Linked DNA regions of Homo sapiens: region 2 is linked to region 1. Evidence: chromatin loops called from intact Hi-C (ENCODE). Cell type or tissue: transverse colon. All regions are shown on one strand. Links, peaks and the distances in the headings refer to the core of each region. The heading gives the core; the rest is flanking DNA. Region 1 has its middle 12 kb from the start of ZMAT3. Region 2 overlaps PIK3CA-DT (PIK3CA divergent transcript).

Evidence for each region. A loop is a pair of places that touch in the nucleus more often than their neighbours do. Peaks named below come from ENCODE experiments on the same cell type or tissue, not always from the same donor. Only the 100,000 strongest peaks of a DNase experiment are listed, where the experiment ranks them.
Region 2: a loop joins it to region 1, with 3 times the contacts of the local background. A loop is called at or near these places in 34 of 110 quality-filtered maps.

Annotation. Positions count from the first base shown.
Region 1 is chr3:179,075,885-179,092,640 of GRCh38, forward strand. No RefSeq gene overlaps it. Among named protein-coding and RNA genes, the nearest start is that of ZMAT3, 12 kb to the left of the region's middle. RefSeq lists an enhancer at 15,389-15,468. In transverse colon, for the core only: no CTCF peak of the experiment used is centred there; no DNase peak of the experiment used is centred there.
Region 2 is chr3:179,123,985-179,140,740 of GRCh38, forward strand. It overlaps PIK3CA-DT (PIK3CA divergent transcript), which reads right to left. Exons shown (of 3, transcript NR_125401.1): 2 at 8,785-8,887. Among named protein-coding and RNA genes, the nearest start is that of PIK3CA-DT, 16 kb to the right of the region's middle. In transverse colon, for the core only: no CTCF peak of the experiment used is centred there; DNase peaks (open chromatin) are centred at 8,397 and 8,707; H3K4me3 peaks cover 540 bases.

The DNA.
Region 1 (16,756 bases), core at 5,539-13,538:
CTGAATTCCCCTAATTTTAAAAATGGACCTTGAGAAGAATGTGTATTCTGAAAACAAAAGGGGGGGCGCACAAAATAGATAGCAAAACCAAAGGCCTATAGCCAACTATAACAAAATATAGGAGGGAGTGGGGACAAACCACCAATAGCTACGAGACCTGTGTGGCATCAACAGGAGAAAGTAGAGAGAAACAACAGGGCAACTGACAGAAGAAAACCAAGGTGCTCTCAGCTCTCCATATCCACTGGGTTCTGCAACCACAACTATGGATCAAAAATATTTTTTAAAAAATTTGAAAATAATATAACAATGATCTACAGAGCATTTACTTTGTATTAGCTATTATAGCAATCTAGAGATGATTTAAAGTTTACTGGAGGATATACATATGTTATATACAAATACTATGACATTTTATATCAAGGCAGCTGCAGATTTGGGTATGCTGGGTCTGGAGGGTCCTGAAACCAATCCCCCACATACTGAGGGACAGCTGTAGCTGATGGGACTCACTGGAAAGTTCAGAGAGCCAATTTGAGAACAGTAACTGAAACTGAGAGGAGCTTTGCGCTTCTAAGAGTGGATTCGTGCAATGGGTAAGAGGGGAGTTTTGACAGGACTTGTGGATGGAATGGTTATATAACAGGCACTGTAGCTTAAAGAAAATTAAAGTTAGTTTCTGGGCCAAGTTTGAGGACTAATAACCCTGGAAACACAGACCTCAGAGCTAACTGAGAGTGTGTTCCTGAGTAGACTATACAAGACACAATATTTATAGGTTCTGCTACTAGAAAATGGGAGAAGGGGAGTAGTGAAGCAAAGGGGATGTTCTACGGTTTTGATTGGTGCTCATTGACATTATATGTAAGATAAAGCAAATATGTGCTTAACGAACATGTAGGCCTTGGAGTCTGGAGAGGAATGATTGATTTTATCCTGCCTTTGTGTTTTATCTGATAGACAAGGTTGTAATTACCACAAGTCAGTGAAATATTTGACAGACTCCAGCCCTGCAGGTGTGAGTACAGCTTAGTTCATAAACCTAGATTTTATTAGCCATATCTCCAACCTGTAGCTATCTTGGGCCACTTTTAAAATTTATATTCTGATTTTCATTTTTCCCATAGACTGAAGCAGTTTGGGGCCCATAAACTCTCGGATCTAACTATCCCAAACTCCTTTCCCAAATGGAAGAGAAAATGCTGGGATTTGAATCCAAAGAGTATAGGTTAGAAAAATAGGAAAAAAAAAAAAAAACAGGAAGGAACCAGGAGATCTCAGAAAGTAAGTCACTGCCTTTGGAAAATGACAGGAGGACAAGAGCAGAGGGAGCTCTAGAGTCTGAATTAAGAAATGTGTCCTAAACCACCTATCCGTCAGCTTCTGATCACATCTGTGATTCAACTGCCAGCTTGCAAGAAATACAGATGGCAAAGAAATACCTTAAACTACACTCTGGGCCTGAGCTCAGCAAAATCCAGACTATAGGACAATGACCTGATATATACAACAAGTACATTACACAGAAAAGGCGGGGCAGGGAATGAAAAGGGAATGTGGAGATTTTTTAAAGTCTTAAAAGATTTTAGGATATAGGCAAAATCAAATTACAATGTTTAAGAATGAATGCTTGGGCGATAAGCCATAACAAAAAGCAAAGAGTTAATTACAATAAAAATTGGAATAGTGGTTCTTTTTCCCAGCGGGTAGGCAGACGGGGTGTGATTGGGAGAAGAAACATGGAAGGTTTCTGAAGAAGCTGGCGAATGGTGAGGAACCTCCACCATTTACCAGCTACTCCAGTGTCCGCACTGTTTGCTAGCTTACTACTTATTAAATACTAAGCTACTTACTAAATTACTAGTTTACTAAATAATAACCACTATCCTTACTACTTACTAAACCTTACTACTACTGGAACAGTAGTCCTCACTATTCACACAGGTGGCGGTCAAGAAATAAAACTTCTAATAATGCATTAAACTGTAATTTTTAATGCATTTTTCAATATCTATGTCATATTTTACAATACAGAAACTTTTAAAAACAGAAGAAAACTAATAATACCTTGTCATTGTATAAAATGCAGAAAGATATAAAGCAGAAATAGACTTCTCATAGTCACACCATGCTTTTTTTTTTAAGTTTGCACCATTTCCTTTCAGGCATTTTTCTACCCATGTAAAGACATATTTTTAGTGAAATTGGATTACGCTATATATGTATCTTTTTTTTTTTACTTATATCGTAAGTGCTTTCAATAAATAATCCTAGAACGTGGCACTTTCAATGGCTCCATAATATTCCATCCAATAGACATAGTAAAATTTAAACATTCAGCCAGGCACGGTGGCTCACACTTGTAATCCCAGCACTTTGGGAGGCCGAGGCAGGCGGATCATGAGGTCAAGATATCGAGACCATCCTGGCCAACATGGTGAAACCCCGTCTCTATTAAAAATACAAAAATTAGCTGGGCATGGTGGCACGCGCCTGTAGTCCCAGCTACTCGGGAGGCTGAGGCAGGAGAATCACTTGAACCCGGGAGGCGGAGGTTGCAGTGAGATGATATCATGCCACTGTACTCCAGCCTGGTGACAGTGCAAAACTCCATCTCAAAAAAAAAAATTTAAACATTAACTTGTTGTTGGGCATTGAGTTTCTTTCCACTTTCTCACTAAAATAAACAGCACCTCATCATTGTTCATATATCTTGATTTGAATTTATAAATATTTTTATTAGATTAAATTATTATAATATGAAGTTACTAGATCAAAGGGAATGAACGCTTTTAAGGCTTATAATACATTTTGCCAAATTGGCTTTCCGAAACAGTGGCCCACTCAACATTCCCACTAGGCCCTTTCTGAGTGTGATCCTCTCACTGTTCACACACAATATTGCTTATTACAAAATTTTTCTTCTTTACAATTTGCTAAGCAACAAAATGGTATGTTGACATTTTCATGTCTTTCCTTATTTAATTTTTGCAGTTATTTTTTGAGAATTGTCTGATTTTGTCCTTTATTTTTCTTCTGGAGACTAATCTCATTTATTATGCAGTATACACTTTTGAGAACATCAACCCATTGTCTCTTTATGTTAAGAGTAGTTCTCCTAGTTTTTTGTTTACTTGCTCTCTCTCATGCACTCTCTCTCTGTCTCTCTCTCTCTCTCTCTCTATATATATATATATATATTTTTTTTTTTTTTTTGAGACAGAGTCTTGCTTTGTCACCCAGGCTGGAGTGCAGTGGCGCTATCTCGGCTCACTACAACCTCCGCCCCCTCCCCCTACCCCCAGGGTTCAAACGATTCTCCTGCCTCAGCCTCCTGAGTAGCTGAGATTACAGGCACCCACCACCACACTCAGCTAATTTTTTGTATTTTTAGTAGAGACGGGGTTTCACCATGTTGGCCAGGCTGGTCTCAAACTCCTAAGCTCAGATGATCCCCCTGTCCCAGCCCCCAAAGTGCTGGGATGACAGGCATGAGCCACCGCACCCGGCCAATATTTTTTTACTTACAGAAATTTTAGGCCACGCATGGTGGCTTATGCCTGTAGTCCCAGCACTTTGGAGGCCGGGGCAGGAGAAGGCCTTGAGCCCAGGAGTTTGAAACCAGCCTGGGCAATATAGTGACACTTCATCTCTACAAAAAATGAACAAAATTAGGCAGGCATGATGGGATGCACCTGTAGACCTAGACACTCAGGAGGTGACGGAGGGAGGATTGCTTGCACCCAGGAGGTTGAAGCTGCAGTAAACTGAGATTGGGTCACTGCACTCCAGCCTCGGTGACAAAGCAAGACAAGACAAGACAAGAAAGAGAGAGACAGATAAGGAAAGGAAGTTTGACTCATCCTATGGGTCTCGGCTTCTATGACACCTCTTCTGTGAAGTCTATTCTAACCCTAAAGTTGCAGTCACCAGTCCCTCCTGGGTGCATATATGCCAAGTATCCCATACCTCCCTTCGTAGATCTGAGAAAGAAGCCAACATAATACCCTGCTCCTGTGCTGAACAATGTTAAAACCAAACATAGTTTCCCATCTTCTGTTAAATGATTCTGAGACCAGCCATACTTTCCCGTACCTGTGTTTAACAAAACTAGAACAAGCAGAACAAAACTTCGTTACTTGCTTCTGGAAATTTTTGCTCCTAAAAGATCAGAATGTGAACCTATTAAAAGAGCTACTTGTGAAGACGAACTGCTTGCTCTTTTAGAGACCCTTGCCTCACTGAAACTGCCCTCTGGAGGGGCCCACATGGCATGTGACCTTAGAAGTAGATCGTCCAAGTTCCAGTCAAGCCTTTAGATGGCCGCCTCCTGACTTGACTGCAACCTCATGAGAGACCCTGAATCAGAACCATCCAATTAAATCAGTCCCAGAGACCTAACCACAGAGACCATGTGAGGTAATGAATGTTGTTATAAACTGCTAAGCTTAGGGTAATTTTGGGGTTTTTTGTTTTTTGGTTTTTTTTTGGTGGGGGGTTGTTTGTTTTTTGAGACGGTGTCTCGCTCTGTCACCTAGACTGGAGTGCGATGGAGCGATCTCGGCTCACTGCAACCTCCATCTCTGCCTCAGCAGAGGCAATTCCTCTGCCTCAGCCTCCCCAGTAGCTGGGATTACAGGCACCCGCCACCACTTCCAGCTAATTTTTTTGTATTTTTATTAGAGACAGGGTTTCACCATGTTGGCCAGACTGGTCTTGAACTCCTGACCTCGGGCAATCCACCCATCTCGGCCTCCCAAAGTGCTGGGATTACAGGCGTGAGCCACTGTGCCCAGCCAGCTTGGGGTAATTTTTTAGGCGGAGATTAATATAAGTCCCCCTACCTTTTTGTGACTCTTTAAACTATGTATACAGATTACTTCGTTAAAAATGTGTATCTCTCATTCCTAGTTTTTTGTTTGTTTTATTTTTACTTTCCTTGCTTAGTATTTGTTGTTTATACTTCTTGATTAACTTTAGAATCACATTGTCAAATTCCTCAACTTCCATTGCGATTTCAATTGAATTTTGTCAAATCTATACATACATTTGTGGATAAGTTAAAATTTTACACTATTCTCTTTCCTACCACTGTACAATGATTGAAGACTTTCATGCTCTTCACTAACATTTTGTGATTTTCTTCATTGTATGTACAATATTTAATGAAATTCTAAAAAAAAAAGCATTTTCTTTTATGTAATATTTCTGGCATAGAGAAAAATTACCAAAGTCTTGAATTATATTCAAGTGTTTAAAATACTTTATTGTCTACTTGTACTATTGCTAAAATTCTACACTCTTCCTTGTGGACAGGTCTATCAATATACAAGAGAGAAAATGAATATTTTTAATACAATAGCAATCACATTTCTTTTCTGTATCCTGTGAGTTATATGATTATCCAATTTAGGTCTTATGATCTGAAAGCAGTAGAAATAATTAGCAACTTTCCTAAAAACTGTATTCCTTTTCTGATCCAATATTCTTTTCCCTCTCTCAACCTACACAACTTCTCTGCTACTTCTAAAATTACTAGAGTTAACTTTTGTTTTAATTCTGTGTCTCTTATTCAAATTGGTTAGCTTTCATTGTTGCTTTGCCATTGACATCGCTAGTGTGAACTTAATTTTGTATACCCATTATGACAAAGAAAATCAAACCATATTTCCCTTTGACCTTTTACGCTTGCAGTCACAATACTATTTTGAGGAAATGCTTGTTCATTATGCATACATACATTCTTATCTGCATCATTTTGTGTATGTGTTTATCAGTGCTGTCCAACAACGAGAAGAATGATACATTTATTTAATGTTGGAATGTAAGGATACTACAGTAAGAGCCTACTATGCCAGGCACTATACCCTAGCTAGGTACTCTAGCCAGGGCTTTTATACCCTAGCTCATATCATCCTCATGTTGACCTAAAGAAAAAAATGATGCAAATTTAATATAAGTAGAGAGTTTAATTGGGGCAAGTTTGAGGATTGCAACCTGGGAGCAGAGATTCATGTTGCCCTGAATATATGTTCCAATTAGCAGCAGTTACAAGTAGGCTTATAAAGCAGAAGAGGCAGTTCCTAAGTTGTTTACCAAGAATTTACATTACAAAACATGAGAGCCAGTGAAGTGGCTCACATCTATAATCTCAGCTACTCGGGAGGCTGAAGTGGCAGAATCCCTTGAGGCCAAGAGTTTGAAAGCAGCCTGGGCAACATAGCAAGACACCATCTCTAAAAAAAAATTTTAAGCTGTTGTTTGACTATACATTGTTCTTTGTAACACAAATTCCAGAACATTGAGATAGTGAGTGAGGCAGCTAGTCAGGAACAAATGCCTTTAAATAACTGCCCCAGGCACAAGGGGGTTAGCGCATGAATGACTGAAGTCCCATATTCATGTTGTTCTTGGCCTAATAAGTTTTGTACACCTTGCATAGCTCAGACTGCTCTGAGATATTTTTCTTTTCTCAGTCACAATAATTCCAGTGAGGTAGATATTATTTTACTTATTTTAGAGATGATTCTGAAATGTTAGGTTACCGTTCAAAGTTATTCAGCTTACATCTCCCTGTACCTTTGTTTCTACTAGATCAGAGCTTCTCAGACTTGAACATGCATGCGAATCACCTGGCAATCTTTTTAAAGTACAGATAATGTCTCAGTAGTCTGACGTTGGGATTGTGATTCTGCATTTCTAACAAGCTTCCAGGTGATGTCACACTTTGAGTAGCAAAGCATAGATCACAGTGAATTTAAGGCAATGTGACTCATTGGAAGGATTACAAACTTTGGAATTTGAGCATCTGAATTCAAATTTGAATGCAGGTACTTAAGGCCTTCTGACTTAGCATGGAACTTCACTTCCCTAATCTAAAATGCAGAAAATAAGACCAGCTTCATAGGATTGTTAGGTTGAAAAAACAATGTATTTCCAGTACCTGACATGTAGTAGAAGCTCAATATTGATTTGTCTTTCCTTGGGAGATTAGAATGTTGCTATAAATCTTCTAGTTATTCAATATGTATGTTTTTTGTGACAATGACAGAAACACACTCAAATTGATTTGGTCCAAAGGAATGGAAAGACCCTGGAGATTCTCTAGTAGCCCTACTATAGGGAAGGCAGCTGGGAACCTGGAAGTGAGGACTCAGATGCTGCCTGGAGTCTCTCTTGCTCTTTAGGAGTTGTTTCTTTCTTAGGGCAAACAGAGTTCACTCTGCTTCACTGCAGCCTTGGTTCTCCCACAAGGAAGGAAACATGGGTGCCCAGAGTTCCCAAGGCTTTCAGCTCATGACTTCCACCCTCAGGAAAGACCGAATCTCATTCTGTTCCAAACTTAACAACCTTGACCCAGAATTTGCTTGAATAAGAGTAGGTCAGATGTCCATGCCTGGATCCATCATCTCTGGTCAGAGGGACAAGCTCAGAGAAGCAGGTCTTGCTGTGAAGTACCAGCTACTTCAATTGGTCAGCTGGTGACAACTATACTGACTGACATTTAAGTGCTGGAAGGAAAAACTGAACTAGGTGTCAGGAACCTAGGTAGATGTACTGATTATGCCACTCATTTCTGAAATGATTTTGGATAAATCAATAGCTCTGGGCATCATCTTTATTTGCATAATAAATTATTTGGATTAGATTATATCTCAGTCATAGACAAATATAACATTTTATGAATCTCTCTCTCTCTCTCTCTCTCTATATATATATATATATACAGATGATAGAAATGTAGGATTTCTTCAAGTTTAAATGTAAGCTGCTTAAAAAAAATCTACAAAATGGCACATTGCCCTTTAGTATTTTCCAAACTATTGAAGAATGACAGTTATGCCTGACAAAGTCCTAGAGGTCCATACCAGTGCTGATGTTCTTTAATGTCAAGGTGACTTACAAGTTGCATTTGAAAAAAGAGTGCACTTGAAGTTGATAGAACTCTTTATGATTTGTTATAACTCTGGCCTTTACTGTCAAATTAGTTTTTCTTTTCAAGCAAGGCAATCCCACCCTCCCTCTGCTTAACAAAACAAGGGCTTGAAACAACAACCACAGGTAATAGAGGCATGTCTACAGTTGAAGTTTCATCTAGAAACATATGAATAGAGAAAGGTTCATTGGTGTCCAAAAAAGTGGCCATTACTTTAGGGGAATCCATCACCTCATTCATGTATTCATTCATTTAACAAATTCAGTCAAAGCCTGCTTTGTGTCAGGTACTATTCTAGATGCTGGGGATACAGCAGAGAACAAGACAAAGAAATCCCTAAGCTCTTTGTTCTTGCATGCTAATTAAGAAGATAAACAGGAAGTCCTAGCCAGAGCAGACAGGCAAGAGAAAGAAAGAAAAAGCATCCAAATAAAAAAAGAAGTGGTCGAATTAGCTCTCTTCTTTGATGATACGATTCTATACCTAGAAAACCCCTGAAGACTTCACCAAAAGGCTCCTGGAACTGATAAACAACTTCAGTAAAGTTTCAGGATACAAAATTAATGGCATTTATATACAACAGTAATGTTCGAGCTGAGAGTCAAATCAAGAAGAATACAATTTCACTTACAATAGCAACCAAAAAAGGAATAGGAATACCTCTAACCAAGGAAGTGAAAGATCTCTACAAGGAGAACTATGAAACACTGCTGAAATAAATCATAGATGACATAAACTAATTGAAAAACATTCCATATTCATGGATTGAATCAATATTGTTAAAATGGCCATACTGTCCAAAGCAATCTATAGATTCAACACTATTCTTATCAAACTACAAACATCATTTTTTACAGAATTAGAAAAAAACTATTCTAAAATTCATATGGAATCAAAAAAGAGCCCAAATAATCAAAGCAATCCTAAGCAAAAAGAAAAAAGCTGGAGGAATCACATTACCCAACCTCAAACTATATCATAAGGCCATAGTAACCAAAACAGCATGCTACTGGTACAAAAACAGACACATAGACCAATGGAATAGAGTACCTGGAAATAACAGTCAGCTGATCTTTGGCAAACTTGACAAAAATAAGCAATGGGAAAATGACTCCCCATTCAATAAATGGTGCTGGGATACCTGGCTAGCCATATGCAGAGGAATGAAACTGGAACCCTACCTATCACCATACACAAAAGTTAACTAAAGATGGATTCAGGATTAAATGTAAGACCTCCAACTATAAAAATCCTAGAAGAAGATGCTGTTGAGGTTGCGGAGAAAAAGGAACACTTTTACACTGTTGGTGGGAGTGTAAATTAGTACAACCATTGTGCAAGACAATGTAGTGATTCCTCAAAGACCCAGAGGCAGAAATTTGACCCAGCAATCCCCCAGTCAAAGACTATGCTGAGTATTAGTAATTCAGGTAGTGAAAATATACTGTTAATAAGGTTCTCTGACAGAAAAGACAACCCCAGTTCCAAAGATTGGAGGTGAGCAGGAAGACCATCTCACTCTTTTGCAATTTTTTTTTTTTTTTTTTTGAGACAAAGTCTCGCTCCGTCGCCCAGGCTGGAATGCAGTGGCATGATCTCGGCTCACTGAAAGCTCTGCCTCCTGGATTCATGCCATTCTCCTGCCTCAGCCTCCCAAGTAGCTGGGACTACAGGCACCCACCACCACACCTGACTAATTTTTTGTATTTTCAGTAGAGACGGGGTTTCACCGTGTTAGCCAGGATGGTCTCGATCTCCTGACCTCGTGATCCACCCGCCGCCTCGGCCTCCCAAAGTTCTGGGATTACGGGTGTGAGCCACTGCACCCAGCTCTCTTTTACAATTTCTCAGCATCCTGTGGAAAGCAAATAACTGGATTTACCAATGCATCCAGGTTGGTCAGGCACTGGAGAAACAATAAAACTTTACTTTAGAAATGGAGAAGGAAGTCTGTATCTCAAGGAAAATCAAATTTCACCCCAAGCCTGACGTTTGTCATCAAATGGGAAGAATTGCCTTCATAATAAGGCCTTTCAAATGATAAATGGAAAATTTGTACAGTAAACTTTAATAAACATTCAATGTAGTCATGAAAGATTAAAGATTTTAGAAAAACACTTAGATATCCTAATTTATATATCTTGGTCAGCTTCTCTTCAAGTTTATTTAATTGTTTCTATTGTTTAATTTCACTTTTCTTTCGGTTTCCATTTAGTAGGAGAAGATCCACCAGTAATTGAAGATCTTTCTGAAATCAGTTGAAGATCAGTGAAATAGATGACTGTCATGTGTTCTGGAGAATAACTGGGCAAATGAGCACATCCTATTCTCAACAGCATAAATGTACTGAGGCAAACAGGCAACTTTGTTTTATTGGGCTAGTGCAATAACTCAAAATATTATTATATTGCAATTTATTTTCAAAGAAATCATCAGAGACTATAAGATAAACAAAAACCAAAAGAACAAAATGAATATATCACAAGGAAAAGTGTTTGTCTAGAAAGGCAATTTATTAGGAGTCTGGATGTGATTTTTAAAAAAGTCTGTTTCTTGGATTTCTTTATATTTGTATTATAATCATACATTGCAAACTCTGTCAACCATTAATCTTCCCAAACATACCAAAGCTCTGAAAGCCTCAGTTTTTAGAATCACCCCCAAAGATTTACCTTATCAAGGCAATTTCTATATTTAATAAGGTCTTGCTGTGCAAAGGGTATGTAATGTTGTAAAGATAAAGTCATAAATAGAAATGTCATTCTACAAAACAAAGACAACACAAAAAGAATAAAAAGCCATAAGCTGAAAAAAATCTTTGGCATATGTATAATCAATAAAGGATTAGAAATCAGGCTGGGCGTGGTGGCACACGCCTATAATCCCAGTACTTTGAGAGGCTGAGGCTGGTGGATCGCTTGAGCTCAGGAGTTCGAGACTAGCCTGGGCAACATGACGAAACCTCATCTCAACAAAAAATACAAAAATTAGCCAGGTGTGGTGGTGTGCGTCTGTAGTCTCAGCTATTCAGGGGCTGAGGTGAGAGGACTGCTAGAGCCCAGGAGGTCGAGGCTGCAGTGAGCCGTGATCATGCCCCTGCACTCCAGCCCCAATGACAGAGTGAGACCCTGCCTAAAAAAAAGGATTAGAAACCAACAAAAGATTAAAATTATACATGTGTACACAACATACAAGAATTCTTTATAAATATATTTATATTTATAAATATATATTATTGTGAATTAATCAAAAGGATAAAACCCAATAGAAAAATAGGCAAAGGTAATAAAAAGAATTTCAAGGAAAATAAATCTCAAATGGCTAATAAACTTATATAAAGATGTTTAACATAATTATCAGGGGAATGAAGTTTTTAATTAAAATTACAACCTCAATGAGATATCATTTCACACCACCATATCAGAGAAAAAAACCTGAAAATTCAAATTCCCAATTTTGATAATGATACGAAGCAATTCTCATTCTTTGGTGAAGTTAAATTGGCACAGACCCTTCGGAAAACAGTTTTTAATTACGTAGTATAGTTGACCATGTGTATACTCTACGGCTGAACAATTTCAGTCCTAGATATAAAATCCAGGAAAAACTTGTACCAATGTTCATCAGGAAATGTGAACAAAAATGTTTACAGCAGTACTGTAAAAAAAAAAAAAAGAGAAGAAACCCAAATGCTCCTCAAGGTAGAATTTATTAATAAGTTATGGTATATTCATAAAATAGAATACTACAAAGCAATGAAAATTAAACTACAGCTACTTACATCCACATGGATAAATCGCAAAAACAATGCTAAACTGAAAAAACAAGCCAAAGAAGAACACATAAAGAGTGATTACCTTTATATAAAGATTAAAAACAGGCAAAACTAAGCTATGTATTATTTAGGGACATGTTACCAGGTTGTAAAAACAATAAAGAAAACTAAGGGAGTTATTAACACAAATTATGGATAGTAACTCCTTCTGGAGATGAATGATTGGCATGCAATCCAGCAAGAATATATCCAGGGATTCCAGCGTATTTAAATTACAAACACTTCGTCCATTAGTGGGTATATGAATATGAATTATTTTTCCTTAAATTATACATATAGGTTTTCATATACTTTTGTGTATGTATGCTATATTTTCAAAATAAAAATAAAAAACAAGACCTACAGAGTGTAATCGTAGGATCAGAGAAGGGAGATTGAGCCTCTGATAGAGACGTTAGGTCAGTGGTAACGAAAATCACACCAGTGTATACCCTATGGTCGAGTTATTAACCTACCAAGTGTGGATTTAATTAAACTCTCAAGCGACTATCTTTCCCATATTAACAAGTTCTTGGGAGCCATCTTGTTAATCCTCCATTCTGGTTACATTCATGAGGATAAGCCTTTGAGACACCCTTGCTGGCTTTTTACCACATAAGACATTCAGAGAAAGAAAAGGTTTTTCATCATATTGTTTGGAAATAATTAAGTCAAACAATAAGTTTCATACACTATTAATAAACTATGTGGCCTTGAAGAATTTACTTAATTTGGACGAGCCAGTTTCCTTATCTGCAAGATAATAGCACTGTGGCAAAGGCATTTATTGCTATCAATAGGCTTCCCCCATGCTTTCCAATCTCTTTGCAGTTAGAGGGATCACATGACTACTAATGGCCAATGAGCTTTGAGCAGAAGTGACGTGGAACTTCCTGGACAAAGGGTTTAAGACTGCCTATGCTTATCCTCCCCATCAAGGCACTGTGGAAGCCACATGAGAAGTAGGAACAGAGAATTGCTGCTTAGGGAGTTGCCCTCCCAGACCCATAGTAGACTTTGTGTGAGTGAGAAATAGAGTTCTATGTGTTAAGCTACTAAGATTTCTAGGTTTCTTTTTATCACAGCATAACCCAGCCTATACTAGCTGATACAAAGCCTTGTCTTGAAACCAGAAAACATGCTGTTCAAGTGGTCACTCACTACTCTCAAACTAGCTATTTTTGCAATTCTCTGGGCATCCTTCAATGAAATTAGCTGCATATGTCTGACAATTTTTTTTTTTTTTTTTTTTTTGAAATGGAGTCTCGTTCTGTCGCCCAGGCTGGAGTGCAGTGGCACCATCTCGGCTTGCTGCAAGCTCCGCCTCCCGGGTTCACGCCATTCTCCTGCCTCAGCCTCCCGAGTAGCTGGGACTACAGGTGCCCACCATCACGCCCGGCTATTGTTTTGTATTTTTAGTAGAGACAGGGTTTCACCGTGTTAGCCAGGATGGTCTTGATCTCCTGACCTCGTGATCCGCCTGCCTCGGCCTCCCAAAGTGCTGGGATTACAGGCATGAGCCACCGCGCCCAGCTCATGTCTGACAATTTTTAACTTTGTTTTAATTTTAAATTTTGAAATAATTTTAGACTTACAAGAGTTGTAAAGTTAGTACAAATAATTCCAATATAACCATCACACAGGTTTCCCAGATATTAATGTATAGCCTATAGTATAATAATAAAAACCAGGAAATTCACATTGATAGAATATTTTTAAACTATAGACCTTATTCAAATTTTACAAATTCTACCAATCATGTCCTTTTTGGGGAACCAGGATCCCATTCAAAATTATATGTTGCCAGCACAGCAGTGTTTTGTAATTGTCCTTATAGAGATCTTTCATCTCCTTGTTGAGATGTATCCCTGGGTGTGTGTGTGTGTGTGTGTGTGTGTGTCTGTTGTAAATGGAATTGCATTCTTGATTTGATTCTCAGCTTGAACACTATTGGTGTATAGAAATGCTACCAATTTTTGTACAATGGTATTGTGTCCTGAAACTTCACGAAGTTGTTTATCAGTTCTAAGAGCCTTTTGGCAGAGTCTCTAGGGTTTTCTAGGTATAGAATGATATCATCAGCAAAGAGAGAGAGTTTGACTTCTTCTTTTCCTATTTGGATGCCTTTTATCTCTTTCTCTTGCCCGACTGCTCTGGCCAGGATTTCTAGTACTATGTTGAATAGGAGTCGTGAGAGTGGGTACCCTTGTCTTGTTCCAGTTTTCAATTGGAATGGTTCCAGCTTTGGCCATTCAGTATTATGTTGGCTGTGGGTTTGTCATAGATGGCTCTTACTTTCAGGTATGTTCCTTTGATGCCTAGTTTGTTGAGTGTTTATCATGAAGGGATGTCTGATTTTATAAAAGTTTTTCCTACATCTATTTAGATGATCATAGGACTTTGTTTTTAATTCAGTTTATGTGGTGAATCACATTTATCAATTTGCATATGTTGAACCAACTTTGCATCCCAGGAATAAAGCCTACAGAGGTGATACAAGTAAATGAAAAAACATTCCATGATCATAAATTGGAAGAATCAATATTGTTAAAATGTCCATACTGTCCAAAGCAATGCACAGATTCAACAGTATTCCTATCAAACTACCAACATCATTTTTCACAGAATTTTTAAAAAATGATTCTAAAATTTATATGGAATCAAAAAGGAGCCCAAATAGTCAAAGCAATCTTAAGCAAAAAGAGGCATCACATTATCCAACTTCAAACCATACTATAATGCAAGCTTGTCCAACCTGTGGCCCAGAATGGCTTTGAATGTGACGAACACAAATTCATGAACTTCCTTAAAACATTATGAGATTTTTTTGCAATTTTTTTAGTTCATCAGCTATCATTAATGTTATCGTATTTTACGTATGGCCCACAACAATTCTTCTTCCAATGTGGCCCAGGGAAACCAAAAGATTGGACACTGCTCCTAAGGCTGCAGTAACCAAAACAACATCATACTGATACTGAAACAGACACATAGACCAATGGAACAGACTAAAGAACCCAGAAATAAAGCCACACACCTACAACCATCTGAACTTTGACAAATGCAACAAAAATAGGCAATGGGAAAAGAACTCCTCATTCAATAAAATGGTGCTGGGATACCTGGCTAGCCATATGCAGAATAATGAAACTGGACCCCTACCTATCACCATATACAAAAATTAACTCAAGATAGATTAAAGACTTAAATGTAAGACCTCCAACTATAAAAATCCTAGAAGAAAACCTAGGAAATACCTTTCTTGATATCAGCCTTGGCAAAACAAAAAACAAAAAACAAAAAAAAAACAGTAAGTCTAAGTCCTCAAAAGCAATTGCAACACAAACAAAAATTGATTTGGAACCTAATTAAACTAAAGAGCTTCTGCACTGCAAGAGAACCTATCAAGGGAGTAAACAGACAACCTATGGAATGGGAGAAAATATTCACAAACTATGCATTTGACAAAAGTCTAATATCCAGAATCTATAATAACTTAAATAATTCAATAAGCAAAAAACAAATAACCCCATTAAAAAGTAGGCAAAGGACATGAACAAACACTTCTCAAAAGAAGACATACAAGTTGCCAACAAACATATGAAAAACTGCTTCATATCACTAATCATCACTAATCATAAGAGAAATGGAAACCAAAACCACAATGAGATACTATCTCATACCAGTCAGAATGGCATTTTTTAAAAAGTCAAAAAATAACAGATGTTGACAAGGCTGTGGAGAAAAGCAGACATTTATACACTGTTGGTGGAAATGTAAAATTAGTCCAGCCACTGTGAAGAACAGTTTGGAGATTTCTCAAAGAACTAAGAGTTGAACTACCATTCAACTCAGCAATCTTATTACTGGGTATATACCCAAAGGAAAATAAATTATTATACCAAAAGGACCCACGCAGCTGTATGTTTGTTGCAGAGCTATTCAAAACAGCAAAAACATGGAATCAACCCAGTTGCCCATCAATGGTAGACTGGATAAAGAAAATGTGGCACATATTACCATGAAATACTATGCAGCTATGGAAGAATGAAATAATATCCTTTGCAGCAACATGAATACAGCTGGAGGTCATTATCCTAACTGAATCAATGCAGGAACAAAAAATCAAATACCACATATTCTCACTTATAAATGAGAGCTAAATACTGGGTATGCATGGACATAAAGATGGGAACAAATAGACACTGAGGACTACTCGGGAGAGAGGGAGAAGGGCAACACTGAAAACTACCTGTTGATACTATGCTTACTACCTGGGTGATAGGTTCAATCACACCCCAAACCTCAGCATCACACATACACTTTTGTAACAAACCTGCACATGTACCCCGATTCTAAAATAAAAGTTGGAAAGGAGAAAATAAAAACCACATGTGGCATTTGATTTCATATCACTTTTAGTGTGTAATAATTCCTTAGTCATTGCTTTTCTTGACCTTGATATTTTTGAAGAGTACTGGTCAATTTTTTTGTAGAACATCACTCAATTTCAGTTTGTCTAGTGTTTCCTCATGATTAAATTCAGATTTTGTATTTTTGACAAGAATATCACAGAAGTGAGGCTGTGTTCTTTTTTTTTTTTTTTTTTTTTTTTTTTTTGAGACAGAGTCTCACTCTGTCTCCCAGGCTGGAGTGCAGTGGTGCAATGTTGGCTCACTGCAACCTCCGCCTCCCGGGTTCAAGCAATTCTCCCGCCTCAGCCTCCCAGGTAGCTGGGATTACAGGTGCATGCCACCACGCCCGGCTAATTTTTGTATTTCTAGTAGAGACAAGGTTTCACCATGTTGGTCAGGCTGGTCTCAAACTCCCGACCTCAGATGATCCACATACCTCGGCCTCCCAAAGTGCTGGGATTACAGGTGTGAGCCGCTGCACCCAGCTGAGACTATGTTCTTTACAGTGCATCATAACAGAAGGCATATGATGTGAATATGTCTAATTATTGGTGGTGTTACCTTTGATAATTTAAGGTGGTGTCTCCCAGG
Region 2 (16,756 bases), core at 4,374-12,373, 47 kb after region 1:
GTCCAACCCAACCAACAGCACAGATACATCTTCAAGAAAAAATCTTGCCCTAGGAAATCCAATCCAAAAATTGGAAGAAATAACTGTTATACCAGATGTGCAGATAACAACATAAAGACACAGAAACATGAAAAAGCAAGGAAATATGATGTCTCAAAAGGAACACAATAATTCTCCAGCAACAGATTCCAATAAAAAAGAGATGTATGAAATGCTGGGAAAAATGTTCAAAATATTCATTGTAAAGCTTAGTGAGAGACAAGAAATCACAGAATACAAAGGAATCAGAAATGTGATTCAGGATATGAATGAGATAGATATCATAAAAAAGTATGATACAGAAATCCTGGAACTGAATAATTCAATAAATAAAATTTAAAAATACATTTCAGAGCTTCACCAGTAGACTAGATCAAGCGGAACAAAGAATTTCAGAACTTGAAGACAAGTCTTTGAAATAATCCAGCCAGACCAAAATTTATTTAAAAAAAGAAAAGAAAAAGAATGAACAAAACCTATGTGACATGTGAGACATCATAAAATAATCAAATGTTTGAATTTTTGGCATTCCAGAAGATGAATAGAAGACCAAAGGAATAGAAAGCCTATTTCATGAAATCATAGCTTAAAAGTTCCCAAGTCTAGTCAAAGACTTAGATATCTAGATACAAGAACTCAGAGTTCACCAAATTGATACAGTCAAAAAGGTCTTCTCCTAGCACATTATAATCAAATTGTCAAAAGTCAAAGACAAAGGGAGACTTCTAAAAACAGCAAGAGATAAGCATCTATCATATGTAAGAGAACTCCCCTGACCCCTGCCATCAGATTAACTATGGATTCCTCAGCAGAAACTTTACAGGCCAGGAGAGAATTAGATGATATATTCAAAGTAGTGAAAAAAAAAAAAAAAAGCCAGCCAAGGATACTATACCCAGCAAAGGTTTCCTTCACAAATGAAGGAGAAAGCAAGTTTTTGTTTGATTCCCAGACAAGCAAAAACTGAGAGAATGCATCACCACTAGTCTGATTCTATAAGAAATGGTTACGGGGTCCTAAAACTTATAGTAAAAAAATTGCATCTACCATCATGAAAACACATAAATGTATAAAACTCACTGCTATAGCAAACATACAAATAAGGCAGAGAAAGGACTCAAATGTTACCACTATAGAAAACCATCAAGCCACAATGATAAAACAATAAGAGAGGAACAAGGGATATACAAAACTACAAGAAATCAAATAATAAATCAACGAGAATAAGCCCTCACATAACAATATTAACCCTGAATGTAAGTGAATTAAATTTTCCACTTAAAATTTGTAGGCTGTCTGAATGGATAAAAAAAATTACCCAACTATATGCTGCCACAATAAACTCACTTCACCTGTAAAAACACATATAGCCTGAAAGTAAAGGGAATGAAAAAAACATTCCATACAAATTGGAAACCAAAAGCAATCAGGAGTAGCTATACTTACATCAGACAAAACAGATGGTAAGTCAACAATGGTAAAAAGAGACAAAGATGGTCATAATATAATAATAAAGAGATCAATTCAGCAAAAAGATATAACAATTCTAAATATGTATGCAACCAACAATGGAGCACCCAGGTATATAAAAACAATATTATTAGATCTAACAGGAGAGATAGACTCCAATACAATAATAGTTGGAGGCTTCAACAACCCACTCACAGCATAAGAAAGACCATCTGGATAGAAATTTAACATAGAAATATTGGACTTACTGCACTTTAGACCAAATGGACATAAGAGATATTTACAGAATTACATTCTGTAAATTGCAGTTGCAGAATATACATTGTTCTCATCAGCACATGGGACATTCTTTAGGATAGATCATATGTTAGGCCAGAAAACAAACCTCAACAAATTTTTTAAATCAAAATTATGCCAAGTAACTTCTCAGACCAAAATGGAATAAAATTAGAAATCAATGACCAGAGGAACTTCAGAAACTGTACAAGCAGAAATTAACACATTCCTGAATGACCATTGGGTCAAGGAAGAAATTAAGGGGGAAATCAAAAAATGTCTTGACACGAATGAAAATTTAAATACAGTATACCAAAACCTATGTGATATGGCAAGCAATGCTAATAGAAGTTTATAGCAACAAACATCTACCTCAGAAAAAAAAAACCCACAAAGCTCTCAAATGAACAACCTAATGATATACCTCAAAGAAACAAAAGCAAGAATAAACCAAACCCCAAATCTGTAGAAGAAATAATGAAGATCAAATATAAGAGCAGAACTAAATGAAATAGAGACTAAAAAGATCAATACAAAGGATCAACAAAACAAAAATGGTATTTTTGTTTTTGTTTTTGAGATGGAGTTTCGCTCTTGTCGCCCAGGCTGGAGTGCAGTGGCATGATCTTGGCTCACTGCAACCTCCGCCTCCCAGGTTCAAGCGATTCTCCTGCCTCAGCCTCCCAAGTAGCTGGGATTACAGGCACCTACCACCATGCCCGGCTAATTTTTTGTATTTTTAGTAGAGACAGGGTTTCGCCGTGTTGGGCAGGCTGGTCACGAACTCCTGACCTCTGGTGATCTGCCCGCCTCAGCCTCCCAAAGTGCTGGGATTACAGGCGTGAGCCACCACGCCCGGCCCAAAAGCGAATTTTTTTTTTTTTTTTTTGATTTGGTTAAAACAAACCTTTGCTAAAAGGCAGCACAGAGTAATGCTTGCCTGTAATACTTTATTTTTTTATTTTTTTATTATACTTTGTTTTAGGGTACATGTGCACAATGTGCAGGTTAGTTACATACATATACATGTGCCATGCTGATGCGCTGCACCCACTAACTCGTCATCTAGCATTAGGTATATCTCCCAATGCTATCCCTCCCCCGCCCACCCCACAACAGTCCCCAGAGTGTGATGTTGCCCTTCCTATGTCCATGTGTTCTCATGGTTCAATTCCCACCTATGAGTGAGAATATGCGGTGTTTGGTTTCTTGTTCTTGCAATAGTTTACCGAGAATGATGATTTCCAATTTCATCCATGTCCCTACAAAGGACATGAACTCATCATTTTTTATGGCTGCATAGTATTCCATGGTGTATACATGCCACATTTTCTTAATCCAGTCTATCATTGTTGGACATTTGGGTTGGTTCCAAGTCTTTGCTATTGTGAATAGTGCCGCAATAAACATACGTGTGCATGTGTCTTTATAGCAGCATGATTTATAGTCCTTTGGGTATATACCCAGTAATGGGATGGCTGGGTCAAATGGTATTTCTAGTTCTAGATCCCTGAGGAATTGCCACACTGACTTCCACAATGGTTGAACTAGTTTACAATCCCCACCAACAATGTAAAAGTGTTCCTATTTCTCCACATCCTCTCCAGCACCTGTTGTTTCCTGACCTTTTAATGATTGCCATTCTAACGGTGTGAGATGATATCTCATTGTGGTTTTGATTTGCATTTCTCTGATGGCCAGTGATGGTGAGCATTTTTTCATGTGTTTTTTGGCTGCATAAATGTCTTCTTTTGAGAAGTGTCTGTTCATGTCCTTCACCCACTTTTTGATGGGGTTCTTTGTTTCGTTCTTGTAAATTTGTTTGAGTTCATTGTAGATTCTGGATATTAGCCCTTTGTCAAGATGAGTAGGTTGCAAAAATTTTCTCCCATTTTGTGGGTTGCCTGTTCACTCTGATGGTAGTTTCTTTTGCTGTGCAGAGGCTCTTTAGTTTAATTAGATCCCATTTGTCAATTTTGGCTTTTGTTGCCATTGCTTTTGGTGTTTGAGACATGAAGTCCTTGCCCATGCCTATGTCCTGAATGGTAATGCCTAGGTTTTCTTCTAGGGTTTTTATGGTTTTAGGTCTAACGTTTAAGTCTTTAATCCATCTTGAATTGATTTTTGTATAAGGTGTAAGGAAGGGATCCAGTTTCAGCTTTCTACATATGGCCAGCCAGTTTTCCCAGCACCATTTATTAAATAGGGAATCCTTTCCCCATTGCTTGTTTTTCTCAGGTTTGTCAAAGATCAGATAGTTGTAGATATACGGCATTATTTCTGAGGGCTCTGTTCTGTTCCACTGATCTATATCTCTGTTTTGGTACCAGTACCATGCTGTTTTGGTTACTGTAGCCTTGTAGTATAGTTTGAAGTCAGGTAGTGTGATGCCTCCAGCTTTGTTCTTTTGGCTTAGGATTGACTTGGCAATGCGGGCTCTTTTTTGGTTCCATATGAACTTTAAAGTAGTTTTTTCCAATTCCGTGAAGAAAGTCATTGGTAGCTTGATGGGGATGGCATTGAATCTATAAATTACCTTGGGCAGTATGGCCATTTTCACGATATTGATTCTTCCTACCCATGAGCATGGAATGTTCTTCCATTTGTTTGTATCCTCTTTTATTTCCTTGAGCAGTGGTTTGTAGTTCTCCTTGAAGAGGTCCTTCACGTCCCTTGTAAGGTGGATTCCTAGGTATTTTATTCTCTTTGAAAAAATTGTGAATGGGAGTTCACTCATGATTTGGCTCTCTGTTTGTCTGTTATTGGTGTATAAGAATGCTCGTGATTTTTGTACATTGATTTTGTATCCTGAGACTTTGCTGAAGTTGCTTATCAGCTTAAGGTGATTTTGGGCTGAGACAATGGGGTTTTCTAGATATACAATCATGTCGTCTGCAAACATGGACAATTTGACTTCCTCTTTTCCTAACTGAATACCCTTTATTTCCTTCTCCTGCCTAATTGCCCTGGCCAGAACTTCCAACACTATGTTGAATAGGAGTGGTGAGAGAGGGCATCCCTGTCTTGTGCCAGTTTTCAAAGGGAATGCTTCCAGTTTTTGCTCATTCAGTATGATATTGGCTGTGGGTTTGTCACAGATAGCTCTTATTATTTTGAGATATGTCCCATCAATACCTAATTTATTGAGAGTTTTTAGCATGAAGGGTTGTTGAATTTTGTCAAAGGCCTTTTCTGCATCTATTGTGATAATCATGTGGTTTTTGTCTTTGGTTCTGTTTATATGCTGGATTACATTTATTGATTTGCATATATTGAACCAGCCTTGCATCCCAGGGATGAAGCCCACTTGATCATGGTGGATAAGCTTTTTGATGTGCTGCTGGATTCGGTTTGCCAGTATTTTATTGAGGATTTTTGCATCAATGTTCATCAAGGATATTGGTCTAAAATTCTCTTTTTTGGTTGTGTCTCTGCCTGGCTTTGGTATCAGGATGATGCTGGCCTCATAAAATGAGTTAGGGAGGATTCCCTCTTTTTCTATTGATTGGAATAGTTTCAAAGGAATGATACCAGTTCCTCCTTGTACCTCTGGTAGAATTCGGCTGTGAATCCATCTGGTCCTGGACTCTTTTTGGTTGGTAAGCTATTGATTATTGCCACAATTTCAGATCCTGTTATTGGTCTATTCAGAGATTCAACTTCTTCCTGGTTTAGTCTTGGGAGAGTGTATGTGTCGAGGAATTTATCCATTTCTTCTAGATTTTCTAGTTTATTTGCGTAGAGGTGTTCGTAGTAATCTCTGATGGTAGTTTGTATTTCTGTGGGATCCATGATGATATCCCCTTTATCATTTTTTATTGTGTCTATTCTTCTCTCTTTTTTTCTTTATTAGTCTTGCTAGCAGTCTATCAATTTTGTTGATCCTTTCAAAACACCAACTCCTGGATTCATTAATTTTTAAGGGTTTTTTGTGTCTCTATTTCCATCAGTTCTGCTCTGATTTTAGTTATTTCTTGCCTTCTGCTAGCTTTTGAATGTGTTTGCTCTTGCTTTTCTAGTTCTTTTAATTGTGATGGTAGGGTGTCAATTTTGGATCTTTCCTGCTTTCTCTTGTGGGCATTTAGTGCTATAAATTTCCCTCTACACACTGCTTTGAATGTGTCCCAGAGATTCTGGTATGTTGTGTCTTTGTTCTCGTTGGTTTCAAAGAACATCTTTATTTCTGCCTTCATTGCGTTATGTACCCAGTAGTCATTCAGGAGCAGGTTGTTCAGTTTCCATTTAGTTGAGTGGTTTTGAGTGAGTTTCTTAATCCTGAGTTCTAGTTTGATTGCACTGTGGTCTGAGAGATAGTTTGTTATAATTTCTGTTCTTTTACATTTGCTGAGGAGAGCTTTACTTCCAACTATGTGGTCAATTTTGGAATAGGTGTGGTGTGGTGCTGAAAAAAATGTATATTCTGTTGATTTGGGGTGGAGAGTTCTGTAGATGTCTATTAGGTCCGCTTGGTGCAGAGCTGAGTTCAATTCCTGGGTATCCTTGTTAACTTTCTGTCTCGTTGATCTGTCTAATGTTGACAGTGGGGTGTTAAAGTCTCCCATTATTAATGTGTGGGAGTCTAAGTCTCTTTGTTGGTCACTCAGGACTTGCTTTATGAATCTGGGTGCTCCTGTATTGGGTGCATATATATTTAGGATTGTTAGCTCTTCTTGTTGAATTGATCCCTTTACCATTATGTAATGGCCTTGTCTCTTTTGATCTTTGTTGATTTAAAGTCTGTTTTATCAGAGACTAGGATTGCAACCCCTGCCTTTTTTTGTTTTCCATTTGCTTGGTAGATCTTCCTCCATCCTTTTATTTTGAGCCTATGTGTGTCTCTGCACGTGAGATGGGTTTCCTGAATACAGCACACTGATGGGTCTTGACTCTTTATCCAATTTGCCAGTCTGTGTCTTTTAATTGGAGCATTTAGTCCATTTACATTTAAAGTTAATATTGTTATGTGTGAATTTGATCCTGTCATTATGATGTTAGCTTGTTATTTTGCTCGTTAGTTGATGCAGTTTCTTCCTAGTCTCGATGGTCTTTACATTTTGGCATGATTTTGCAGCCGCTGGTACCGGTTGTTCCTTTCCATGTTTAGCGCTTCCTTCAGGAGCTCTTTTAGGGCAGGCCTGGTGGTGACAAAATCTCTCAGCATTTGCTTGTCTGTAAAGTATTTTATTTCTCCTTCACTTATGAAGCTTAGTTTGGCTGGATATGAAATTCTGGGTTGAAAATTCTTTTCTTTAAGAATGTTGAATACTGGCCCCCACTCTCTTCTGGCTTGTAGAATTTCTGCCGAGAGATCCGCCATTAGTCTGATGGGCTTCCCTTTGTGGGTAACCCGACCTTTCTGTCTGGCTGCCCTTAACATTTTTTCCTTCATTTCAACTTTGGTGAATCTGACAATTATGTGTCTTGGAGTTGCTCTTCTTGAGGAGTATCTCTGTGGCGTTCTCTGTATTTCCTGAATCTGAATGTTGGCCTGCCTTGCTAGATTGGGGAAGTTCTCCTGGATAATATCCTGCAGAGTGTTTTCCAACTTGGTTCCATTCTCCCCGTCACTTTCAGCTACACCAATCAGACATAGATTTGGTCTTTTCACATAGTCCCATATTTCTTGGAGGCTTTGTTTGTTTTTTTTTATTCTTTTTCTCTAAACTTCCCTTCTCACTTCATTTCATTCATTTCATCTTCCACTGCTGATACCCTTTCTTCCAGTTGATCGCATCGGCTCCTGAGGCTTCTGCATTCTTCACGTAGTTCTCGAGCCTTGGCTTTCAGCTCCATCAGCTCCTTTAAGCACTTCTCTGTATTGGTTATTCTAGTTATACATTCGTCTAAATTTTTTTCAAAGTTTTTAACTTCTTTGCCTTTGGTTTGAATTTCCTCCTGTAGCTTGTAGTTTGATCGTCTGAAGCCTTCTTCTCTCAACTCGTCAAAGTCATTCTCTGTCCAGCTTTGTTCCATTGCTGGTGAGGAACTGCATTCCTTTGGAGGAGGAGATGTGCTCTGCTTTTTAGAGTTTCCAGTTTTTCTGCTCTGTTTTTTCCCCATCTTTGTGGTTTTATCTACTTTTGGTCTTTGATGATGGTGATGTACAGATGGGTTTTTGGTGTGGACATCCTTTCTGTTTGTTAGTTTTCCTTCTAACAGACAGGATCCTCAGCTGCAGGTCTGTTGGAGTTTGCTAGAGGTCCACTCCAGACCCTGTTTGCCTGGGTATCCACAGCGGTGTTTGCAGAACAGCGGTTTTTCATGAACTGCGAATACTGCTGTCTGATCGTTCCTCTGGAAATTTTTGTCTCAGAGGAGTACCTGGCCATGTGAAGTGTCAGTGTGCCCCTACTGGGGGGTGCCTCCCAGTTAGGCTGCTCAGGGGTCAGGGGTCAGGGACCCACTTGAGGAGGCAGTCTGCCCGTTCTCAGATCTCCAGCTGCGTGCTGGGAGAACCACTGCTCTCCTCAAAGCTGTCAGACAGGGACATTTAAGTCTGCAGAGGTTACTGCTGTCTTTTTGTTTGTCTGTGCCCTGCCCCCAGAGGCGGAGCCTACAGAGGCAGGCAGGCCTCCTTGAGCTGTGGCAGGCTCCATCCAGTTCCAGCTTCCCGGCTGCTTTGTTTACCTAAGCAAGCCTGGGCAATGGCAGGCGCCCCTCCCCTAGCCTCACGGCCGCCTTGCAGTTTGATCTCAGACTGCTGTGCTAGCAATCAGCGAGACTCCGTGGGTGTAGGACCCTCCGAGCCATGTGCGGGATATAATCTCCTGGTGCACTGTTTTTTAAGCCCGTCAGAAAAGCGCAGTATTCGGGTGGGAGTGACCCGATTTTCCAGGTGCCATCTGTCACCCCTTTCTTTGACTAGGAAAGGGAACTCCCTGACCCCTTGTGCTTCCCGAGTGAGGCAATGCCTCGCCCTGCTTGGGCTCGCGCACGGTGCGCTGCACCCACTGACCTGCGCCCACTGTCTGGCACTCCCTAGTGAGACGAACCCGGTACCTCAGATGGAAATGCAGAAATCACCCATCTTCTGTGTCGCTCACGCTGGGAGCTGTAGACCAGAGCCGTTCCTATTTGGCCATCTTGGCTCCTCTCCCAAAAGCTGATTTTTTAAAAGATAAACAAAATCAATAAACTTCTGGCTGGACTAACCAAGAAAAAAAGTGAAATGACTCAAACAAAACCAGAAACAAAAAAGTTCACATTAAAACCTAGTAGAAATAGATAAATTCCTGGATGCATACAACCTACCAAGATTGAATCGGGAAGAAATAGAATACCTGAACAGGCCAATAATAAGTAATGATGTTAAATCAGTAACAAAAAGTCTTCCAACAAACAAAAACCAAGGACCAGATGTCTGCCAAATTCTACTAAACTTTCAATGAAAAACTAACATGAATTCTTTTCAAACTATTCAAAAAAATGGAAGAAGAGGGAATTCTCCCTGACTCATTCTATAAGGCCAGCATTACCCTGATATCAAAAACAGACAAGGACCCAACATCAAAAACTACAGGCCAATATCCCTGATGAACACAGACACAAAAATCCTCAACAAGATACTAGCAAACCAAATCCAACGACACATCAAAAAGATTATACACCATGATCAAGTGTCATATATCCCATGGTTGCGAGGATAATTCAACATATTCAAATCAATAAATGTGATACATCACATTAACAGAATGATGGACAAAAACCATATGATCATCTCAATTGATGCAGAAAAAGCACTTAATAAAATTCAACATCCTTCATGTTAAAAAAAAAAAACTCTCAACAAACTAGGCATACAAGTAACATACCACAACATAATAAAGGCTATATATCACAAACCCACAACTAACATCATGCTGAATGGGGAAAAGCTGAATGCCTTTCCTATAAGATCTGGAATGGAACAGGAAAGGATGCCCACTTTCACCACTGTATACTAGTCAACATAGTGCTGGAAGTCCTAGCCAGAGCAATCAGACAAGAGAAAGGCGGAAAAGAAAAAGCATCTAAATTGGAAAAGAGGAAGTGAAACTATCCCTCTTTGCAGATGACATGATCTTATATTTAGAAAAACCTAAAGTCTCCACCAAAAAACTATTAGATCTGATTAACAAATTCAGTAAAGTTGCAGAATACAAAATCAACATATAAAAATCAGTAGCATTTCTCTACACTAATAATGAACTAGCTGAAATAGAAATCAAGAAGGAAATCCCATTTATAATACCTACCAAAAAGTAAACTACATAGAAATAACCAAAGTGGGAAAAAAGCTCTCCAAGGAAAGCTACAAAACAGTGATGACAGAAATTGAAGTGGGCACAAACAAATGAAAGGACATCTCATGCTTGTGGATTGGAGGAATTAATACTGTTAAAATGACCACACTACCCAAAGTAACCTACAGATCCCATGAAATTTCTCTCAAAATACCAATGCCATTTTTCACAGAAATAGAAAAAATAATTCTAAAATTTATATGGAAACAAAAACGAGGCCAAATAATCAAAGCAATCTTAAGCAGAAAGAACAAAACTAGAGGCATCATACTACCTGACTTCAAACAGTTACAAGGATATAGTAACCCAAATAAAAATATATTTGAATAAATATAGACATATAAATTAATAGAACAGAATAGAGAACCTAAATATAAATCCACATTTTTTTTACAGCTTACTGATTTTTGACAAAGTCACCAAGAACATACATGGGAGAAAGGACACTTTCTTCAATAAATGGTTCTGCAAAAATTGAATATCCATATGCAGAATAAGGTAGATATTCCATTATATACTAAAATAAACTCAAAGTAGATTAAAGACTTAAAAGAAATATCTGAAAATATAACACTACTAGAAGAAAACACACAGGAAGCACTTCGGGACACTGGTCTAGTCAAATATCTTATGGCTAGGACCTGAAAAGCACAGGCAACAAAAATGAAAACAGAAAAATGGGACTATATTAAACTAAAAAGCTTCTGCACAGCAAAGAAAACAATCAGCAGAGTGAAGAAACAACCGTTGAATAGGAGAAAACATCTGCAAACTATTCATCTGACCAGAAACTATTATCCAGAATATACAAGGAACTCAAACAACTCAACAGCAAAAAGAAAAAAAAAAAAAAAAAGAAACAAAAAAAAATGCCATTTAAAAGTGGAGAAAGGACACGAGTAGACAATTCTCAAAAGACATACAAATGGCTAACGAGTATATAAAAAATACTCAGCATTACCAGTCATCAAGGAAATGCAAATCAAAAATCATGAGATATCATCTTGCCCCAGTTAGAATGGCTATTATTAAAAAGACAAAAAATAACAGATGCTGGCAAGGATTCAGAGAAAAGGGAACTCTTCATAGTGTTGGTGGGAATGTAAATTAGTACAGCCATTATGAAAAGCAGTATGGATATATCTCAAAAAACTAAAACTAGAACCACCATATGATCCAGCAATACCACTACAGGGTATTTATCCAAAGGAAAAGAAATTGGTATGTCAAAGGGATACCTGCACTCCCATGTTTATTGCAGCATTATTCACAATAGGAAAAATATGGAACCAACCTAAGTATCTATCTACCAATTGATGAATAGATGAAGAAAATGTGATCATATATATATATATATATATATATATATATATATGAATACTATTCAGCTATAAAAAGAATGAAATCTTGTCATTTGCAGCAACATAGACAGAACTGGAGGTCATTATGCTAAGTGAAATAAGCCAGGCACAGAGAGACAAATATTGCATGTTCTCACCCATACATGGGAGCTAAAACACTAATCTCATAGAGGTAGAGAGTAGAATGATGGTTACCAGAGACTGGGAAGGGTATGTGTGTTGTGGGCAGAGGATGAAGGAAGATTGGTTAATTGGTACAAACATACAGTTAGATAGAAGAAATAAGTTCTAACGTCCGATAGCAGAGTAGGTGACTATAGTTCACAACAACGTATATTTCAAAATAGCTAGATGAGAGGACTCGAAATGTTCCCAAAACATTGAAATGACACATACTTGAGGTGAGGGATATCGTGAATATCCCTACTTGATCATTACACAGTCTATGCAACTAACAAAATATCACATATGCCCCATAAATATGTGCAAATATTATGTATCAATAAAAATATTTTTAAAGTTAAAAATATATAGTTCATAAGATAGCTCAAATAAACTAATACAAATTTTACTTGTGGATAATACTCTGTGTTTAAAAGATACTATTTGCAAATAATCTATTGCTTCACTCCAAATAAATTGAAAACTATTAGATTTAATTATACTTTGAGATGATACATACTTCTTAATTGTTGAGGGATGTAGATTTTCTTTTCATTGCTAGTGCTTGTCTCTGTAACACATGACACTAGGTGATGTCTGGTGCCACACTTCCATTTGTAATAAAGACCTGTTCCTTTTCTAACAAGCAGCACACATATCAACATGTTTCCCATTCAATTTGAGTCCTTCTATAAATCTAGCACTTTTAATAATGTTTAAGTGCTACGAAAACAGTTTGGTCTCATGGAACTTACTTTCTTGTGCCATGACTCATATAAAGAAACAATAAAACATTTAACCATAGTTTCAAAGTCCTACCTCCAGTATGGTAGGACAAGCCCACTATAGCCTAATTCTCCCTCTAAAGCTCTAGATAAAATGAAATAACTACCTGAGGACTCTGAAAAGTAAATAAAAGTCAGTCAGTCATGGAAGGTAGTCAAAAATGTTGAGGTGCTACCTCCAACAGGTAAGTCTCCCAGGTCTTTGTTTTTCTATCTCATGGCTTTTCCCCCAAGGAAAGGCCCTAGTCACAGAACTGTGCAGAAGAGTAGCAGCATGAGTGGCTAAAACTGCAATAAAAACCTATCTTTCTAGACAGAGGAACCAGGAAAAGAGGCCTCAGAAGGCCAGAATGTGTGGTAATTTCCAGAGAGGAGAGAGCTGGAAAGGGGGATCATCTAAGTCTGTATATGAGCCTATGCAAGACTTGGGCTTATCCCTGAGCTTCGTAAAGGTTGCACAGATCAAAAGAAGCATAGCAAAGGTTTTAAAACCTGAACTAAAATTTAAACTACAAAAGGTGGCTGACTAGAAGCAGCTAGTGTGCACTGCTCTCATGGAGAGGAGACAGAGTGGTAAGTAAACATCAGCTCTTCAACTGAATCATCCAGGAGGACATTCGAGGATTCATCAAGGAAGCAATGCAACCCATGGAGAACAGAGAGGAGTGAGACAGGATAGCTGCTCACCCAGGATTGGTGTGGAGCCAAGGGAGACTCCCCAATCAATGTGGGGAAATGGTGAGTGAGAGCCCCTGGGCACCCACACTTCTGCCATGGACCTTTGCAACCCTGAGCTCAGAAGATCCTTCCTGACCCCTTCCACCTAAGGCCTCTGCACCGACACAGAGAGCTGCATGGAGTCTGGGCAAAGCCACCACTCAGGCACATGCAGAGACCAAGGGGCCCTGGACCCCTACTAGCTCATGGAACTAGTAGCTATAGCTCCAGCAATGGGGGAGGCCAGGCTCTCTCTCATGCCCCTAGGATAAAGGCCAAACCTATATATAGGGCTGAGGAGTGGGCAGACTGAATGCCTCGCCTTTGCTGTACCTTGCTGGACAAGGCCCACCGGCCTGGGACCCCCAGCATGACCACCCCAGCCCCACCTGAGCTCTCAGGCTGGTAGCAGTTCTGCATTTCCCTGGGACAGAGCCCCCAGAGGTAATAGGCAGGCCCACCATTTTTGCCACTGAGCAGCCCCACTCCTACTGGCCTCGGGCTCATGAGAAAGAGCTTAAGGATGACTGTGCTTCAGCACAGCATGGCTGCCTTACGGAAAAGTAGCCGGGACGCCTTCCATATGGGTCCCTGTCCCTGTTACTTTTCACTGGGCAGGGCCTCTCTACCTGGCTGCCAGTACAACTCTGCTGCCCCGACTTGAACACTTCAGTCAGTGGCAGCTCTGCATTTTACTGATGAGGAAATCCCAGAGACAACCCACAGCCACTCTGCCACTGCAGCTGAAGTGGTGCTGCGCTTATTGCCCTTACTCTAGAGAAGGAACAAAGGGACTGGTCACTTCACTGCCACTTCCAGGATACCACAACTGCCAAACAGAGAGGAGCCTAGTCTCTCTTCCTTGTGAGTGCCCACCCTGTACTCTTCACAAGGCAAGGCCCCCAGGAGCATCTATCCCACACCCAACTGAACATTCCTACTGGCAGTAGCTCTGTATTCAATTCAATGACAAGATTTAACTATCCTAAATATATATGCACACAATACTGGAGCACCCAGATTAATAAAATAAGTTCTTAGAGACTTATGAAGAGACTTAGATAACTATACAACAATTGTGGGAAACCTTAACACCCCACTGACAGTACTGGATAGATTGTTGAGGCAGAAAAACTAACAACGATATTTGGGACCTTAACTTGACATTTGGCAAAATGGACCTAACAGACATCTACAGACCATTCCACCCAACATAGAATGTACATTCTTCTCATCTGCACATGGCACATACTCTAAAATTGATCACATACTTGGCCATAAAGCAATTCTCAACAAATTAGAAAAAAAAAATCCTACCAGCCACACCCTTGGAACACAACTCAAAGAAACCAGAAATCAATACCAAGAAGATCTACTAAAACCAAACAATTAAGTGAAAATTAAACAATCAACTCCCCAATGACATTTGGGTAAACAATGAAATTAAGGCAGAAATCAAGAAAGTCTTTGAAACTAATGAAAACAAACATACAACATACTAGAAACTCTGGACACAGCTAAAGCAGTGTTACAAGGAAAGATGATAGTGCTAAATGCCCACATCAAAAAGTCAGAAAGATCTCAAATCAACAACCTAACATCACACCTAGAGGAATATGATAAACAAGAGCAAACCAACCCCAAAGGTAGCAGAAGAAGAGCAGAGCTGAACTGAACTGAATGAAACAGAGACAGGAAAAACCACACAAAAGATCAACAAAACCAAAAGTGGGTTTTTTAAAAGAATAAATAAGAGTGATAGACTGCTAGCTAGACTAATAAAGAGAGAAGATTCAAATAAACACAATTAGAAAGGACAAAGGGGACATTACCACTGACCAAGAATATTACGAATACCTCACAAACTAGAAAACATAATAGAAATGGATAAATTCCTGGAATCTGGTTCAATCCCAAGATTGAACCAGAAAGAACATGGATACTAGAACAGACTAATAATGAATTCTAAAATTGAATCAGTAATTTAAAAACTACTAACCAGAAAAAGCCCTGGACCAGAAAAATTCACAGCCCAATTCTACCAGATATAGAAAGAAGAGCTGGTACCAATTCTACTGAAACTATCCCAAATAGTTGAGGAGGAAGGTCTCCTGCCTTACTCATTTGATAATGCCAGCATCATTTTGATATCAAAACTCGGCAGAGACACAACAAAAAAAAAAGAAAATTTCAGACCAATATCCCTGACAACCATAAATGTAAAAATCCACAATAAAATACTAGCAAACCAAACCTAGCAGCACATCAAAAAGCTAATCCACCACAATCAAGTAGGCTTTATTTCTGCGATACAGAGTGTGGTTCAACATATGCAAATCAATAAAAGTGATTCATCTCATAAACAGAAACAAAAACTACATGAACATCTCAACAGATGCAGAAAAGGCTTTTGATAAAATTCAAATCCCTTCATATTAAAAACCCTCAACAAACTAGACACCAAAGATACATATCCTAAAATAATAGGAGATATCTATGACAAACCCACAGCCAATATCATACTGAATGGGCAAAAGCTGGAACTATTCTCCTTGAGAACTGGAATAAGACAAAAATGCCCATTCCCACACTCCTATTCAACATATCACTAGAAGTCGTAGCCAGAGCAATCAGACAAGAGAAAGAAATAAAAGGCATCCAAACAGGAAGAGAGGAAGTCAAACTCTCTCTCTTCATGGATGATGTGACTCTATACCCAAAAAACCCCATAGTCTCTGCCCAAAGGCTTCTAGATCTGATGAACAATGTCAGCAAAGTTTTAGGATACAAAATCAATGTACAAACATCAGTACCATTTCTATACACCAATAACATCCAAGCTGAGAGACAAATCAAGAGTGAAATCCTATTCACAACAGCAACAAAAAGGAATTGGAATACAGATAACCAGGGAGGTGAAAGAGCTCTACAGTGAGAATTACAAAACACTGTTGAAAAAAATCAGAGGTGACACAAACAAATGAAAAAAATTCTACGCTCATGAATAGGAAGAATCAGTATTTTAAAAATGGTCATACTGCCCACAACTATTTACAGATTCAATGCTAATCCTGTCAAACTACCAATGACATTTTTTAGAGAATTAGAAAAAAACATTCTAAAATTCATTTGGAACCAAAAAAGAGCCCAAATACCCAAAGCAATCCTAAGCAAAAAGCACAAAGCCAGAAGCATCACACTATCTGACTTCAAACTATACTATAAAGATAGAGTAACCAGGCACAGCGAGGGGGCTCACGCTGGTAATCCCAGCACTTTGGGAAGCCAAGGTGGGTGGATCACAAGGTCAGGAGTTCAAGCCCAGCCTGGCCAACATAGTAAAACCCCGTCTCTACTAAAAATACAAAAAAAAAAAAAAAAAAATTAGGCAGGCGTGGTGGCAGACACCTGTAATCCCAGCTACTTGGGAGGCTGAGGCAGGAGAATGGCGTGAACCTGGGAGGCAGAAGTTGCAGTAAGCTGAGATCTTGACATTGCACTCCAGCCTAGGCAACACAGCGAGACTCCATCTCAAAAAAAAAAAAAAAAAAAAGTTACCAAAACAGCATGGTACTGATACAAAAACAGACACATAGACCAATGGAACAGAATACAGAGCCCAGAAATAAAGCCATATATCTATAACCACCTTATCTTCAACAAA